Regions from separate parts of the Homo sapiens genome. Here regions 2, 3 and 4 are each linked to region 1. Evidence: chromatin loops called from intact Hi-C (ENCODE). Cell type or tissue: heart right ventricle. All regions are shown on one strand.

Region 1 (4,000 bases):
ACCAAACTGCAGACGAACAAAATGCACCACATACTAAACAAACAGCAAGAAAAGCATTTACAGCCAGGCATGGTGGGTCACACCTGTAATCCCAGCACTTTGGGAGGCCGAGGCAGGTGGATCACGAAGTCAGGAGATTAAGACCATCCTGGCTAACACGGTGAAACCCCGTCTCTACTAAAAATACAATAATTAGCTGGGCATGGTGGCACATATCTGTAGTCCCAGCTACTCGGGAGGCTAAGGCAGGGGAATCACTTGAACCCGGGAGGTGGAGGTTGCAGTGAGCCCGCGCCACTGCACTCCAGCCTGGGCAACAGAGTGAGACTCCACCTCAAAAAAAAAAAAAAAAGAAGAAGAAGAAAAAAAAAGAAAAGCATTTACAAAATATGTATAGAATCATCCTAGTTTTGTTTAAAGAAAAACACCACCAGCCGGGCAAGGTGGCTCCCGCCTGTAATCCTAGCACTTTGCGAGGCCAAGGCAGGTGGATCACCTGAGGTCAGGGGTTTGAGACCAGCCTGGCCAACATGGAGAAACCCCGTCTCTACTAAAAATACAAAAATTAGCCGGGTGTGGTGGCACATGGCTGTAATCCCAGCTACTTGGGAGGCTAAGGCAGGAAAATCGCTTGGTCCTGGGAGGCAGAGGTTGCAGTGAGCTGAAACCGCACCACTGCACTCCAACCTGGGCAACTGAGACTCTGTCTCAATTAAAAAAGAAAAACAAACCACCACCAAAATTATGTGTATCTACTATAAAATACTTTAGTTTTACTTTTTAATCTTGGGGAAGAGGGAGTGGGTGAGTCTATTTTCTTCTTGTGCTCCCCAAAGTTTCCACAATGAACAAGTATTACTTTTGTTAGGAATAAAGCCAATAACTTATTTTATTATATTTTATTTTTGCATTTGTTTGGTCACTGACAGTAGTTTCTTGTCAGGAATGGGCTGAGGTCAAAGAATCTTGGCAGTGAGGTTCTTTGCTGCTTTTTACTCTCCAACTTCCAGGAAGTAGGACATGGGTGTGCAGACTGCACTTGGGAACCAAACTAGACCCCCTCCTCGCCCTCCGCCATACACATCTAAAGCAGAACATAAAGGGATGGGCCCTTCTGGATGATGCTGGGCTATTCTGTGCTAACAGGTCTATTCACAGCTAGACCAGAGGCTGACATCCCCCACAGCTGAATTCCACTTGGCACCTAACCTGTGAATTCTCAAAGTGAAGCCTGGAATTGCCCAGGCCTCTTAGAGGGTCTCCAGGACCCGCTCTCCTGCCAAGAAACCTTAGTGTACTCCCCCCAGCACCCAGTCTGGGAAGGCTCCTTCAATCTTATTTCAGACAAAACATCCTTTTAGGATATAAAGTATTTTGCACTGTCAAAATTGCACTGTCAAAATTCCAGTTTGCATTACTATTCTGAAATGAATAAGATGTATATGTAATATAACCCTAATCCCTGTGACAACCAAAAAAAAAAAAAAACAAAAGGTTCCATAAAATTCCAAAATAACCCCTAGGGGGCGGTACAGCCCCTAGTTAAGAGTCACCTCATGAATGGTGAGTTGATATGATGCTTTGCTGATTTTTCTTAGACTAAGGACTATATATTCACCAAGATTTGGCAGACCCTGGAGTCTGGTCCCTGCATACCTCCAGTCTCATCCCCAATACTCCCACCCTGTTCTCTCCCCTCCAGCCCTAGAGATACTCCTCCCTCCACTAACAGCCAGGGTCCGTGCTCTTTCTTTTCTTTTTGGGGGGATGGGAGGACAGGGTCTTGTTCTGTCACCTAGGCTGTATGGAGTGCCGTGGCGATCACCACTCACTGCAGCCTAGACCTCCAAGAGATCCTCCCATCTCAACCTCCCGAGTAGCTGGGACTACAGGCACGTGCTACCACACCCATCTAATTTTTGTATTTTTTTGTAGAGACCGGGTTTCACCATGTTGCCCAGGATGGTCTCAAACTCCTGGGCTCAAGCCATCCGCCCGCCTCGGCCTCCCAAACTGCTGAGATTACAGGCATGAGCCACTGCGCCGGCCAACGCTCTTTCTTCTGCTTGTGATGCAATTTCCTCATGCTCACATCAGATGTCCCTTCCTCAGAAACACCCTTCCTAATCCCCAAAAGGTCACACTCCCTAGTATATGCTCTATACCACTGAGTACTTCTCCTTCATAATTTCGAACCTGTTTGTAATTACATATTCATAACCATTTTGATTAATGTTTATTTTCTCTATTTGAGTATAAAGAGGCAGGGGCTCATCTGTCTTCTTTCCACAGTTCCCTAGCACACAGTCGTGATCACCTACTAGTTAGCTGATCACAGTAGGTGATCAACAAATATTTGCCAAATAAATAAATGAACCTCCCAGAAGATATTTAGATTTCCATCATTGCCGCTTGTGAAATACATTCTGATTCTCTGTCCATGTTATGGTTATGTAAACGTCACAGTCTGTTTTTCTGCACAGGCAGAAAGAGTCTATCCTGTTAATAGCTGTATTTCACATAGCGTAAGATTAACAGCATAGCAGATGCTCAGTGGATAAGATGGCACCCATTTCTAAATGTCTGGGGTGGGAAGATTAAGATAATTACCCCAATTCTGGCTCATTTCTTGCTACATCTTTTTCCTTCCCAACCCTAACATACCACTTATCTCTAACTTAAACATATATTGAATAAAGGCACCAAAGGGGTAAATGAGCCACTCCCAACCTGAAAACTTACACTCATCTGTCAAGATGCAATTTAAATATCACCTTTGCCCTCTGATCCTCTTCCATAAGGTGGGCAACTATCAGAACGTTTACCTTCCTGAGCAGCCAATTTTGGTACTTGTTCATCCCCTCAGCTTGTCAGAGGCATCCTAACCAGAGTGACTCCATCTTGAATAAAGGCCGAGAGAAAGCCAAATCTGCTGGATTACATTCCCAGGGGGTTGGGCAGTCTTGGTCACATGATGTTTATGGTTGAGGGAATGAGTTAATAATTTTTTTTTTTTTTTGAGACAGAGTCTCACTTTGTTGCCAGGCTGGAGTGCAATGCTGCGATCTCGGCTCACCGCAACCTCTGCCTCCCGGGTTCAAGAGATTCCCCTGCCTCAGCCTCCCGAGTAGCTGGGACTACAGGCGTGTGCCACCACGCCTGGCTAATATTTTGTATTTTTAGTAGAGATGGGGTTTCACCATGTTAGCCAGGATGGTCTCGATCTCCTGACCTCGTGATCCGCCCACCTCAGCCTCCCAAAGTGCTGGGATTACAGGCGTGAGCCACCACACCCGGCCCGAGTTAATAATATTAACTAACTAAATAAAGACCCAGAACTTACGGAAATGTCCCAGTTCTTCAAGAAGAAAAAGTATTCTTAGTTTAAGAATAGGTTCTGCTTTTAAAATAATGGTACACTCATAAGTTCTTGCTAAAATCAATAATCACATAGGAAAGTAACAATATTAATAGCTTGTCACAAGCTGATCGCAAGCTTTTGTAATAAAGTACACTATTTTTAATAACCTATATAAGCAAGCATTGTATTTGCAATGGGTGCGTTCCTCCTCTTGCTTTCTGAAGAGTCTCTACTCTGTAATTGAGTGGCGTCTAGTAAACTACTTTGACTTCACTATACTCTACAACTTGCCCTGAAGTTTTTTCTGCACGAGATCCAAGAACTGTCTCTTGGGGTCTGGGACAAGACCCCTCTTCCCATGACAAGCTGAACCACAGATTACTTGAGGGCAAGAACTTTGTCACAGTCATCTGATTCTGCACAAATGGAGATGAATGTGGCAGTTATAAATGTCTGCTGAATGAACAAATAGATAGGACGTGTTGGTAGGGCCACAAGCCCCATCCTGGGGTCTCCTTAATCCCACAGCAAGGATATCTAGACCCCTTCAGACCCCAGGGCATCCCTTTCAGCTCAGACCCTTCAGGCACTCAGGGGATGCCTTTCAGCCCAGCTTTTGTGACTCCTGCAGGGGACACT
Region 2 (4,000 bases), 220 kb after region 1:
GACATCCTGATGTCTACCCAAGATGTCCATTCTTATTGTATTTACTCTGTTGGCAGGAGTAAGGAAGAAGTCACTTTTGGGTAAACGCTGCTTAAAGTAGTAGCCATTCCAAATTTGCAGAGCAAATTTGTAAACGGAGAACTGAAAATGAACCAAGAAAAACTAGCACATCCTTGGCAACCTACCCTTCACAGGGCTTCAGCTGTGTTTTCTTAGAAACACAAACCATCTTTGTCAACAGAGCCTTGACACCCACTCATAAGGTGTACTGGCCGTCATACTCCAGTCCCTTTAAAAAGGGGCCTGCAGCTCCTTCACCGAGAACCAGTCAGTTTTGCTTAACAGAATTGCAAATTTGGTGGCTTAAATCATGTAGACTAAACATCCCTAAATGAAAGTGGTTTACAGAAAAAAGTTGGGATTGCTCCTCAAAGATCTCTGCATCAGGTCTGGCTGTTCAGTGGGATCCCGTGGGAGCTCTGGAGACACTCTAAGTCTGGGACCCACTCTAGAGCAGTGAAATCAGAATCTCGGAAAGGCGGGCAGGTCCTTGGCATTGTTCCCAAAGGCTTCCAGGTGATTTCAACACTCACCCGGGTGAGAAAGAGTGGTCCAGGGCGGAGCTTGTCAAAGCAAATGGGCACAGGACTCACCTGGGGATCTCCTTCAAGTTCAGAGTCTAATCCAGACAGGTCTGCGAGACGAGAGTGAGTTTCTAACGAGCTTCAGGTGATGCTGATGCTCTTGATCCCAGGCCACACAGGATAACAAGGGTCCCCAGGCCTACCTCTTTAATTATAGGGATTGGAATGGAGGATTTTCACCAATGAAGTACAGTTCAAAGCCAGTCAGAAACTTTTTGATCATCATGGTAAAAACAAAACAAAACAAACAAAACCAACTTTATTTATGTGTGAGGAGAGGTCAGGGGTAAGCAATCAGATCAGATGAGTAGAAATCAGATGCTATTAAAAACAGTTTTGAATTTCAGTTACATTTTTCAGTAAACATTACTTCAACTGATGAATGGGAAAACAATGTAGCATATCCCTACGATGGAATATTATTTGGTCATAAAAAGGAATGGAGTTCTGATACATACTACAACATGGATAAACCTTGAAAAATTAGGCTAAATGAAAGAAGCCAGTCACAATAGACCACATATTATATGATTCCATTTATATGTCCAGAATAGGCAAATTGATAGAGACAGAAGGTAGGTTGGTGGTTGCTTAGGGTTGGGGATGGGGGAATAGGGAAATGATAGCCAAAAGGTGAAGGTTTTTTTTTTTCAAGTTGGTGAAAATGTTCTAAAATTGTAACAAAAACCCATCGTACACTTTCAATGGTTGAATTGTATGATATATGAACTACATCTCAATAAAACTGTTATAAAATACTGGAAGATCTTTGCAGTGCATATAAGCAACCAAATATACAAAGGATATATATTTTAAATGTATTGCATATACTATATTATAGTCTTTAATATATTATCTTTATATAATATACAAGCATACATTATATATAATATAAAATATTAAGATTATGTAAGGACAGACTTTCAGGAGCAAGTCAACTCAAAAAAAAAAAAAAAAGGAAGAAGAAAAGAAAAGGAAAACAGAGGAAATGCACAGTCAACTCACAAAAGGAAATTGGAAGGCCAACGAACACAAGGAAAGAAGCTCAACATCTTTGGAAATCAGGGAAATGAACATTAAAATATCAACCAGATACCATTTCAGACCTATCAGATTGGCAAAAACCTACACAAATTAGTATGGCAACACCAGGTGATGCCAAATGTGGAGAAATGAGAATTCTTCTATACTAATAATGGTGGGAGAATAGATTGGTCCAAGTTCTTTGAAAAGCAATTTAGTAATATTTTAGTAAATTTGAAGATGTGAGTATCCCATGGCTTCCTAGTATATACCCATGAGAAAGTCTCACTTAGGTACACAAGAGGCATGCACAGAAATATTTCCCATTTTGTTTCTTTATTAGTAAAAAAAAAAAGAGAACCTTCAAACAACCTAAATCCCATCAATAGGGAAATGAATAACTAGAATGGGATTTATTCATATAATGGAAAGTAAGACAGCAGATAAAAAGAAATGAATTTGAGCTATTGTATGCAATAAAAATATTTAAAATAGAATTCATATTTTATCTCCTTCAAAATGAGACTAAATAGAGCAAAAGTATAGGAGAAAGTCGAGTTGATAAATATATATATTGCTTGCATCTGGCACACCATCACTCCTGCCACACTGCATTGGCAAAGCAAGTCACAAGAGCAAAGCCAGATTTGAGGGCCTGGGAGATATACCGTGTCTGTAAAGCCTGTAAAGTCTTGTGGCAAAATGCATGGATTCAGGGAGGGATGAAGTGGAGCCAAGATCTACTACATCACTATGTCATTTGTTCTGCCAAATCGCCATGTCATGTGCCTATTTCCAGACAGGAACCAACTGGAACAGAGCATCCCCTAGTGGTCATCTGTGGGCTAGATACTGAGGACACACAGTATCAGTAGAACCTCTGGCTTAGGGAGAACTGCCCAGTCACCAGAACACGTTGTATGCACAAAATGATCAGTAAGATATTCAACTTGAAGCCACAATTGACCCATGTGTTGAAGGAAAGGTAGGACTAAGTGTCCAGTGGAGACAAGGATGCTCTGGGAAGGAGAGGTGCCTTGAAGAAAGACTGGTGGTAGCCATACCTCTGTGCCTTTGTAAAATGGGACTATTACCACCTTCCCTGAAATAAGTTATAGGAAAGGGCCCGACACATAGTAACCGCTCAGAAAATGTTAATAGGCTCCAGAAACTGAGCTGTAATCCCGATCTGCATCCACATCCCACTCACTTTTCCAGCTACCACGGCACTGTCCCTTCTTCCCCCACTCCCAGGCTTTCTGCCATCACAGAGCCTTAGCACATGCTGCTACCTTTACCTGGAACACCTCTTCCTTCCCTATTTAATTCCACCCCATCCTGCTACATGGGTCGAGGGTCACTTCCTCAGGAAAGCTTTCCTTGACCCTAGTTACAACTTTGCTTAGCACACGACATGTCCTCAATAAGTATCTGTTAAATGAACGTTGTTGGTTGAATAACCCTTGCGCAGTGCTGCCCTCAAGTGATTATCCTGGGTATTGCAATAATTAATTTCAAACGGTTGTCACACTTAGGACGGCAGGATCAATGAGAACAGAGTCCTGAATGAGTAAGTCCTGAGCAATGGGATGCAAGATTCATAAATTACCCGCAAGAAATGAAATGTGAACTTCTGAAGTTCAGGCCTCACCCTGGACACTGTGCTGGGCTTAGACTCCCGCTTCTTCCTTCCTGCCACACAGATACTTCCTTCACCCAACTCTGGCTTCAGTAACTGCCTGGACACTGGCCTCACCCAACATCTCTGCTCCTCATCCCCTTTTGATCTGTTGTCCAGAGTGTCCTCTTGCTTCCTGCACATCTCCCCACAAAGGTCCCAAGCAATTCCATCCAAATATGGATTTGTCATTTTCTCTCTGGGTTCTTTCCATCATGAAGTCCCCTAATATGTTCAGGGAATTGGGAAAAGCAAATGACATGTTTTCTGACTTCTCAAGAAACCCAAGATAAAAGATACTATTTACAGAAAAGAAAATTAAGGCCTAGGGGGAAGTTAGCTCCCCAAGTTCACACAGGTCTAAAATTTGAACCCCCACCTGACTCCAAAGTTCTGAAACTAGAGATGGACTAGTTTTAGGGGGTTATGACTTTAAGAAAAATAAAAATCTATGAAAACAAAGTTTGGTACAGGGCCTTAGAAAGGATTTACACAAGTGAGGGTCTTGAAGCTTACATTTCATTAGCTTCATGATTACACAGCATCCTAGTGAAAATTATGCTGTCTCCAAAGATAACAGACAAGCAAACCAGAAAGATTAGGATGCAAAGAGGTTTTATCTTTCCTACCACTCTCCTTGCTGAAACTGCCTCCT
Region 3 (4,000 bases), 69 kb before region 1:
TCTGCTGTTCTGAGCACCCTTACAGCCCCCTAGCTAGTCCAGCTCTGCCTGTCCCTTTCATTCCATCCATACCTGGCTTTCAGTCATAACATGTATTATGCAGGTTTTTTTCTGGGCTTTTTTTCTGATATGCAGTGGCCTCATTACTCAGAGTTTGCATTTTGTAAGAAATCCACCTCTTGTTCAAATGACTTGCTTGTTTGAGAAGTTTAGTGGCTGAAGACTCGTTTTGTCTCACTCATCCCTCTGGGGCCTTGCGGTCTTTCTCTTTCCAGTCCCCTGGCCAATCAGCCAAGCCGTTCACCACTCCCTGAGTCTGTATATTTTCTTTCCAGCGGATGATCAGATGCACTGCCCAGAGCTTTGCCCATTGGGAGTGTTTCCTTTCACTGCTGTCTTTCAAGGCTACCCCTGAAATAACACTATTAGTGCAGCCAGCACACATTTTCAGCTTGTATCCACGTGGCCCGCTGAGCCATCATCATGAGTGAACCAGGGAAGGAGAGTGAGCCAATATGAGGATATTACTGAGTTAGCCACCACTGTGTGATTGGTTGCTCGATTCCACAGGACTGTCCTCTGAGAAGCTGTGTAAAATGTGCCTCAGGGTGGTCTGGTCCAGGAGAGGAGGAGGAAGAATGCACGCACTGGTTCCTGTGTCCCATTGGTCAGTGTTACCTCACAGGGAGTGAATTCCCCTGCAGCACTTGCAAGTTGCACTGTGTGGCCGCTGAGCAGGTCCCATGGCAGTGTCCACAGGAAAGCGCCAAGGTGACAGTTGAAGGCCCAAATCACAGCTATCAGGTTATGCTGGCATGACATGGTCGTAGGCCTTGCAGGGCTAGCACTGCAGTGGTGGCTGGATCAAGGGATAGGTGAGGCCAAGAGGATGTAACATGTTGCATAATGGTAAGTGAATAAAGTCCTGAAAGATTACATACAGTGTGGTATCTTTTCCATTTAATTATAAACTACCAAGATTACAAGAAATGCAAGCCCGTGATCAATGGGGGATTTGGGAGGTTACCTTGGGAGGAAAAAGATGGGAGGGTGATGAACTGAAGAAGCATATTGTTACAGTTGAATGCAGGTTGTCACGACTAGCTTCAGTGCTGACTATAAACAAAAAATAGGGAAGGAGGGAGGAAGGAGGCCATGCATGGACCATGATTAGAGTGTAAGAGTGTTATGAACTCAGGATGATGATTAATCTGTGTACCTGAGGTTCAAATAAAACGTGCAGGCCGGGCGCGGTGGCTCACGCCTGTAATCCTAGCACTTTGAGAGGCCGAGGTGGGCGGATCATGAGGTCAGGAGTTTGAGACCAGCCTGGCCAACATGGTGAAACCCCGTCTCTACTAAAATACAAAAATTAGCCGGGCGTGGCGGTGGGCGCCTGTAATCCCAGCTACTGGGTAGGCTGAGGCAAGAGAATTGCTTGAACCTGGGAGTTGGAGGTTGCAGTGAGCCGAGATCGTGCCGCCACTGGACTCCAGCCTGGGTGACAGAGTTAGACTCTGTCTCAAAAAGAAAAAGAAACCCACAAAACAACAACAACAAAACCCCCCAAAAAACAGCAACAAAAAAACCGTGCAAGTGGATGCTTCTAATGTGAACAGTTCTTAGCTTTCCCAGAGGCGTGGCTCTCCCCAAGGAACGCGGCGGCGATGCTTCCCGATGGCCGCCAGGGGGCGTGCGCGGCCAGGAGCGGGCGCGTTGCGCGCGGGCTCCTGCAGCCACCTGCTTGGTGGGTTTTGTTTTCGCTACAGGAGAGCTGTGTCCAGCTGGGAGGTGTGGCAGCAGGCACAGCTGTTGGCCGGGGACCCCGGGGGCTCCCCAGGGAGGGCCTCCGCCCAGCGCGCTGCCCCTGGGTTCGCTAGGAAGCATCTGCCAGACCGGCGGGGCCCCGACTTTCCGGAGAACTGCCAAGACCCTGGGGCAAGCGCTTGAGGGCCCTCCTGGGCAGGATCGCAAACTGGGGCTGGCTGCTTCAGCTAGCCCCCAGCAGGTGTGTTTGGCCTGAAGTGTATCTTTGAAAAGATACTTGGCAGCATTTAAAAATCGGGAAATGTTTAGCGTGGAAATCCAGATGACCATTTCTCTGGGTCACTTGGGGCATCTGGCAGCACTTGGCCAGCGGCTCGCTCCACACGCATCCCTGCCCGGCTGATGAGGTTTGTCACAGTTTCGGTTAAATCAGTATTCCGCGTGACCATTATTCTGGCTGTTATCACTATTCACAACTGAGCCAAGCGGCACACTTCATGCTGTGGTAACATTTCCTTTTTTGCATAACTCTACGTGGAGTATTTTTTATTTTATTTTTATTTTATTTTTTTGAGAAGGAGTTTCGCTCTTTTTGCCCAGGCTGGAGTGCAATGGTGCAATCTCGCCTCATCACAACCTCTCCGCCTCCTGGGTTCAAGTGATTCTCCTGCCTCAGCCTCCCGAGTAGCTGGGATTACAGGCATGCACTACCACGCCCAGCTAATTTTGTATTTTTAGTAGAGACAGGGTTTCACCATGTTGGTCAGGCTGGTCTTGAGGTCTTGAACTCCCGACCTCAGGTGATCTGCCCGCTTCAGCCTCCCAAAGTGCTGAGATTACAGGCGTGAGCCACCGCACCCGGCCTATGTTGTTTTTTATGTACACAGAATATGGCAATAAAACCCAAACAGTCCACCAGTTGTCTCCCCAGCCCTCCTCCAACCTGGGCCCTTTCCATCCACCTGGTGCCCAGTGGTTCCTGGCATCTCCCTTTATGTCAGTGGTTTCTGTCAGGCCTCTAAGCCCAAGCTAAGCCATCATATCCCCTGTGACCTGCACGTACACATCCAGATGGCCAGTTCCTGCCTTAACTGATGACATTCCACCACAAAAGAAGTGAAAATGGCCTGTTCCTGCCTTAACTGATGATATTATCTTGAGAAATTCCTTCTCCTGGCTCATCCTGGCTCAAAAGCTCCCCTACTGAGCACCTTGTGACCCCCACTCCTGCCCGCCAGAGAACCCCCCTTTGACTGTAATTTTCCTTTACCTACCCAAATCTTATAAAACGGCCCCACCCCATCTTCCTTCGCTGACTCCCTTTTCGGACTCAGCCCGCCTGCACCCAGGTGATTAAAAGCTTTATTGCTCACACAAAGCCTGTTTGGTGGTCTCTTCACACGGACGCACATGAAATTTGGTGCTGTGACTCGGATCGGGGGACCTCCCTTGGGAGATCAATCCCCTGTCCTCCTGCTCTTTGCTCCGTGAAAAAGATCCACCTATGACCTCAGGTCCTCAGACCCACCAGCCCAAGGAACATCTCACCAATTTTAAATCAGGTAAGCAGCCTCTTTTTACTCTCTTCTCCAACCTCCCTCACTATTCCTCAACCTTTCTCCTCTCAATCTTGATGCCACACTTCAATCTCTGCCTTCTCTTAATTTCAATTCTTTTCATTTTCTGGTAGAGACAAAGGAGACACGTTTTATCTATGGACCTAAAACTCTGGCGCCGGTCATGGACTGGGAAGGCAGCCTTCCCTTGGTGTTTAATCATTGCAGGGACGCCTGATTATTCACCCACGTTTCAGAGGTGTCAGACCACGCAGGGACGCCTGCCTTGGTCCTTCACCCTTTGAGGCAAGTCCCACTTTCCTGGAGGAGGGACAAGAACCCCAACCTCTTATCTCTGTGCCCCATCCCTTTTTTCCGTGCCCTGACCCCTTTTCCACTTTTCTGGAGGGTAAGAATCCCCCACCCCTTCTCCGTGTCTCTACTCTCCTTTCTCTGGGCTTGCCTCCTTCACTATGGGCAAGCTTCCACCTTCCATTCCTCCTTCTTCTCCCTTAGCCCGTGTTCTTAAGAACTTAAAACCTCTTCAACTCACTCCTGACCTAAAACCTAAATGCCTTATTTTCTTCTGCAATGCCGCTTGACCCCAATACAAACTCGACAGTAGTTCCAAATAGCCGGAAAACGGCACTTTCAATTTTTCCATCCTACAAGATCTA
Region 4 (4,000 bases), 100 kb after region 1:
TGGTTAAACCAAGTACTTCAACAAGTTTACAAAATACAGAGTAACCTAAGCCAATATTTTCATTGATTCAAACCAATGGTCCCTTTTAAATTCTTCTCCAAAAGGAAGGAGTAGAAGGAAGAAAAATTAACATTTGGAAATCGTGCCTTGAAATTTTCTCACCTTACACTGTATGATAATACAGGCTCTAGGCCCATGGGCTGTTTTCTATGAAAATACGTCAGGACTCTTTGAGGTGTGATCCCAAGAGGGATTTGAAGCAGCAATCTGAGCGGGGCACAGTGTTTCGTGTCTATAATCCCAACTGTTTGGGAGGCTGAGGTGGGAGGATCATTTGAGCCCAGAAGTCCAAGAGCGGCTTGGGCAACATAGCCTGGACCCCTGTCTCTAAAAAAAAAAAAATATATATATATATACATATATATATATATATGTGTGTGTGTATGTGTGTGTGTGTGTATGTGTGTATATATATGTATGTGTGTGTATATATATGTGTGTGTGTATATACACACACACATATATATACACATACACACGTGTATATATATATATATATTAGCTGGGTGTGGTGGCGCATGCCCCTAGTCCCAGCTGCTTGGGAAGCTGAGGTGGGAGGATTGCTGGAGCTCAGGAGAAGGCTGCAGTGAGCTGAGATCGCACCACTGCACTCCAGCCTGGGTGACAGAGTGAAACCCTGTCTCAAAATTTTTTTTAAAAAGCAGCAATCTGATAAGGAGCCGAATGATAGGAGAGCAAGTGAAATATGAAGTCAGGATTGTTTCAATTTAATTAGCAGAAGCTGGATATAAGAAAAATATCTAGCAAGGATCGCCCTGGAAAGAGACCAAGAGTGCTCATTCTGAAATTTTTTAAAGAGAATGAAAGATTTCAGAAAGTAAAAAAAAAAAAAAAAAAAGGGGGGTATGTTTATAGTATCTCTGTATTTTAGATCCTCAAATATTTATATAGAGTTTTTAATTAGGGGCTGGACGTGATGGCTCACGCCTGTAATCCCAGCACTTAGGGAGGCCAATGCGGGTGGATTGCTTGAGATCAGGAGTTTGAGACCAGCCTGGCCAACATGGCAAAACCTGTCTCTACCAAAAATGCAAAAATTAGCTGGGCATGGTGGTGGGAGCCTGTAGTCCCAGCTACTGGGGAGGCTGAGATAGAATTGCTTGAACCTGGGAGGCAGAGGTTGCAGTGAGCCCAGATTGTGCCACTGCACTCCAGCCTCAGCGACAGAACGAGACTCCAGCCACTGCCCCCCACCCCCAACCAAAAAAAAAAAAAAAGTTTTTAGTTAAGAGATTAGAGAGCTTTTGTTGGAGTTCTGAGCAATGGCTGCTGCTGATGACCATGAAACCAGTTGAAGAACACAAGCCAGACTTCTTTACCTTGGTGCTTGAGTTTCTCATCATCTCCAATTTTTAAAATGTTATTCTTATCCAGGGTTCCCTCATAAACACTTCAAGTCCTTAAATTAACACTCAGTCCATTTTCCCAAATCCTTCCCACACACAAACCTTATTTTCCCACCCACAGACCTGTATTTTAAAATGCCAAATCCCCCTGAGTTTAAGAACTTGTCTTTCCTTAACTTCCACAAGCTGGTAATTAACTTTCCAAATGAGGCTGGTGAGCAATAGAAGAAATTGTTATCTTTCACCATCAATGTTTTGCACAAGATGCTGTGATGACACTGCTGGGATTTCAGACAGACAAAGCAGCCTGGAGTGTCTGCGCCACCCCAGACGGGGCTGCTGCTAGCCACAGCATTCTCTGTGCAAGGTTACCACTGTATTCCCCAAGGTGAGCTTTAGTCACAAATGTTGGTTCACAGATAAGAATAGCCTCATCAAAAGTTTAGGTACAGGCCAGGCACGGTGGCTCACGCCTGTAATCCCAACACTTCGGGAGGCATAGGTGGGTGGATCACCTGAGGTCAGGAGTTGGAGACCAACCTGGCTAACATGGTGAAACCCCACCTCTACTAAAAAATGCAAAAATTAGCTGGGTGCAGTGGCGGGCGCCTGTAATCCCAGCTACTTGGGAGGCTGAGGCAGGAGAATCACTTGAACCCAGGAGGTGGAGGTTGCAGTGAGCCGAGATTGTACCACTGCACTCCAGCCTGGGCAACAAGAGTGAAACTCCATCTCAAAAATAAATAAATTAAAAAAATAAAGTTTAGATATCCCTAGACTGTGTACATTCAAGGTGAGGAAATGATGTAATCTTTCTTTGAACCCAGAGGGCAATTTTTCTAAAATCATCTTTTTGCATCAACACATCCTAAGGGGATGTTTTTCTCTCTGTTCAATGGCTAGACCACAAACCTTCCAGAAAAACAACCATCCTATGAGAGCAAACACACGGGGAGGGAGTGGAGAAGGCATCCTCAGGATCCCTTATTTACAATAACGAAAATGTGGAGGTCATGGTGGACGGCTCTGCTGCCCTCTACTGGCCATGTCAAGCATCATCAGCCACAATAACACACAGTCTGCCGCCCTGGTTTTTCCCTTTGTGGTTTTAATTAGGCACTGCTCTTCCCGAGGAAAACCTGGGTGAGAGAGGCAGGAGGCCCCCACCCATGGAACCTCAGATCTGGATGGAACATCTAATGCAACATGGGCACATTACACAACCCTAAGGGGTGCCATTCCTGTGGAATACATCAACAGAGCTCTTGCACTTAAGCAATCCTGCAGCCCCAGTGGGTCATTTAATAAATGCCCCAGAATGGTAAGTGATCATTCCAGGGTCATCAGACCTGTGATGGACCAGAAGCAGGACCTGTTGCTTGCCTCAAGGGAGTGGCAAAGGGAAACAAGATTCCTACAAAGGAAAACAGGTTCCGACTGGGCTGGCCCCAGTGAGGAGAGCCAAGTCAGAACATGTATCCACTTCCTATTCTACGCTTCAACTATCCATCTGTCTAGCCATAACTCATTGTGCCAGGTACTCATTGCAGATACATACCACCAGATGGGAGAGACAAGCCTACTCCGGAGGGGGCTGAACAATTAGGGAGATTCAGACAAGTAAACCAGCAATTACCCTATAATGCTGTAGAAGTCTGGGTCAGGTGTGGTAGCTCATGCCTGTAATCCCAGCACTTTGGGAGGCCGAGGTGGGAGGATCACTTGAGCTCAGGAATTCAAGACCAGCCTGGGCAACATAGTGAGACCTCATCTTTATTTAAAAAAAAATAAAAAATAAAAGGCTGAAGCAAAGAAGTCCTGATTGTTACTGAGCACAGAGCTGGAGGGGCACACAACACAGACTGAGAGGTGGGAAAATCAAGGATGGTTTCCTGAAGACAGTGACATCCAAGACAGAACAAAAGGATTTAAAGGATATATAGATATTAGCCAGGTGAGGTGGGCATGGAAACCATTACAGGCAAGTGGAATAACAGGTAGAATAAAGCAGAGATGAGACAGCATGGAACATTTTAGGAACTGGAGGTCCAGTGGAGCTGGAACGTAGGGTGGATAGATATCCAGGCAACAAACAAAGCCAGATAGAAAGGCAGGCCCCGGATCACACAGGGCCTTGCAGTCCAGGAAAGGAGTCTGAACCATAGCCCGGAGGCCATGAGGAGCTGCTAGGGGTTTAAGCAGAGGGGAGACATTAATAGATGTGGGTATGGGTTTCCTCCATCATACTAGGCTCTGAAGAGGTTCCATGAAGGGCAGTCATCCTTCCTGCCCCCAAGGAACTTACAGTTCCTCAACTTAACAAAATGATATACAATAGTTGGATCTATGCTTACTACTGAATCATTTACTTCTATTCATTGGGTGTCTATCACCCTAATTGAATGCAAGCTCCACAAAGACAGGGATTTTCTCTTTCCGCTGTTTTGTTTTGTTTTTTTTTTTTTTTTTTTTTTTGAGATGGAGTCTCGCTTTATTGCCCAGGCTGGAACACAGTGTTGCAATCTTGGCTTACTGCAACCTCCGCCTCCTGGATTCAAACAATTCTCCTGTCT

Evidence for each region. Peaks named below come from ENCODE experiments on the same cell type or tissue, not always from the same donor. Only the 100,000 strongest peaks of a DNase experiment are listed, where the experiment ranks them.
Region 2: it touches region 1 in a loop (4-fold over the local background); 33 of 110 quality-filtered maps call a loop at or near these places.
Region 3: a loop joins it to region 1, with 3 times the contacts of the local background. A loop is called at or near these places in 42 of 110 quality-filtered maps.
Region 4: a loop joins it to region 1, with 4 times the contacts of the local background. A loop is called at or near these places in 37 of 110 quality-filtered maps.

What each region holds. Positions count from the first base shown.
Region 1 is chr3:32,396,752-32,400,751 of GRCh38, reverse strand. The region is part of intron 1 of CMTM7 (CKLF like MARVEL transmembrane domain containing 7); the gene reads right to left. Among named protein-coding and RNA genes, the nearest start is that of CMTM7, 6.9 kb to the right of the region's middle. In heart right ventricle, CTCF peaks have their summits at 1,341 and 1,541 (motif pointing right); a DNase peak (open chromatin) is centred at 2,028; H3K27ac peaks cover 2,417 bases.
Region 2 is chr3:32,176,570-32,180,569 of GRCh38, reverse strand. No RefSeq gene overlaps it. Among named protein-coding and RNA genes, the nearest start is that of CMTM8, 60 kb to the left of the region's middle. RefSeq lists enhancers at 2,138-2,307, 2,613-2,782 and a cis regulatory region at 2,697. In heart right ventricle, CTCF peaks have their summits at 2,488 (motif pointing left) and 3,156 (motif pointing left); a DNase peak (open chromatin) is centred at 2,489.
Region 3 is chr3:32,465,691-32,469,690 of GRCh38, reverse strand. No RefSeq gene overlaps it. Among named protein-coding and RNA genes, the nearest start is that of CMTM6, 35 kb to the left of the region's middle. RefSeq lists silencers at 1,235-1,344, 1,935-2,004. In heart right ventricle, a CTCF peak has its summit at 1,691 (motif pointing right); DNase peaks (open chromatin) are centred at 1,680 and 2,628; H3K4me3 peaks cover 829 bases; H3K27ac peaks cover 254 bases.
Region 4 is chr3:32,295,358-32,299,357 of GRCh38, reverse strand. All of the region lies in intron 1 of CMTM8 (CKLF like MARVEL transmembrane domain containing 8), which reads right to left. Among named protein-coding and RNA genes, the nearest start is that of CMTM8, 59 kb to the right of the region's middle. In heart right ventricle, CTCF peaks have their summits at 2,247 and 2,462 (motif pointing left); a DNase peak (open chromatin) is centred at 2,457.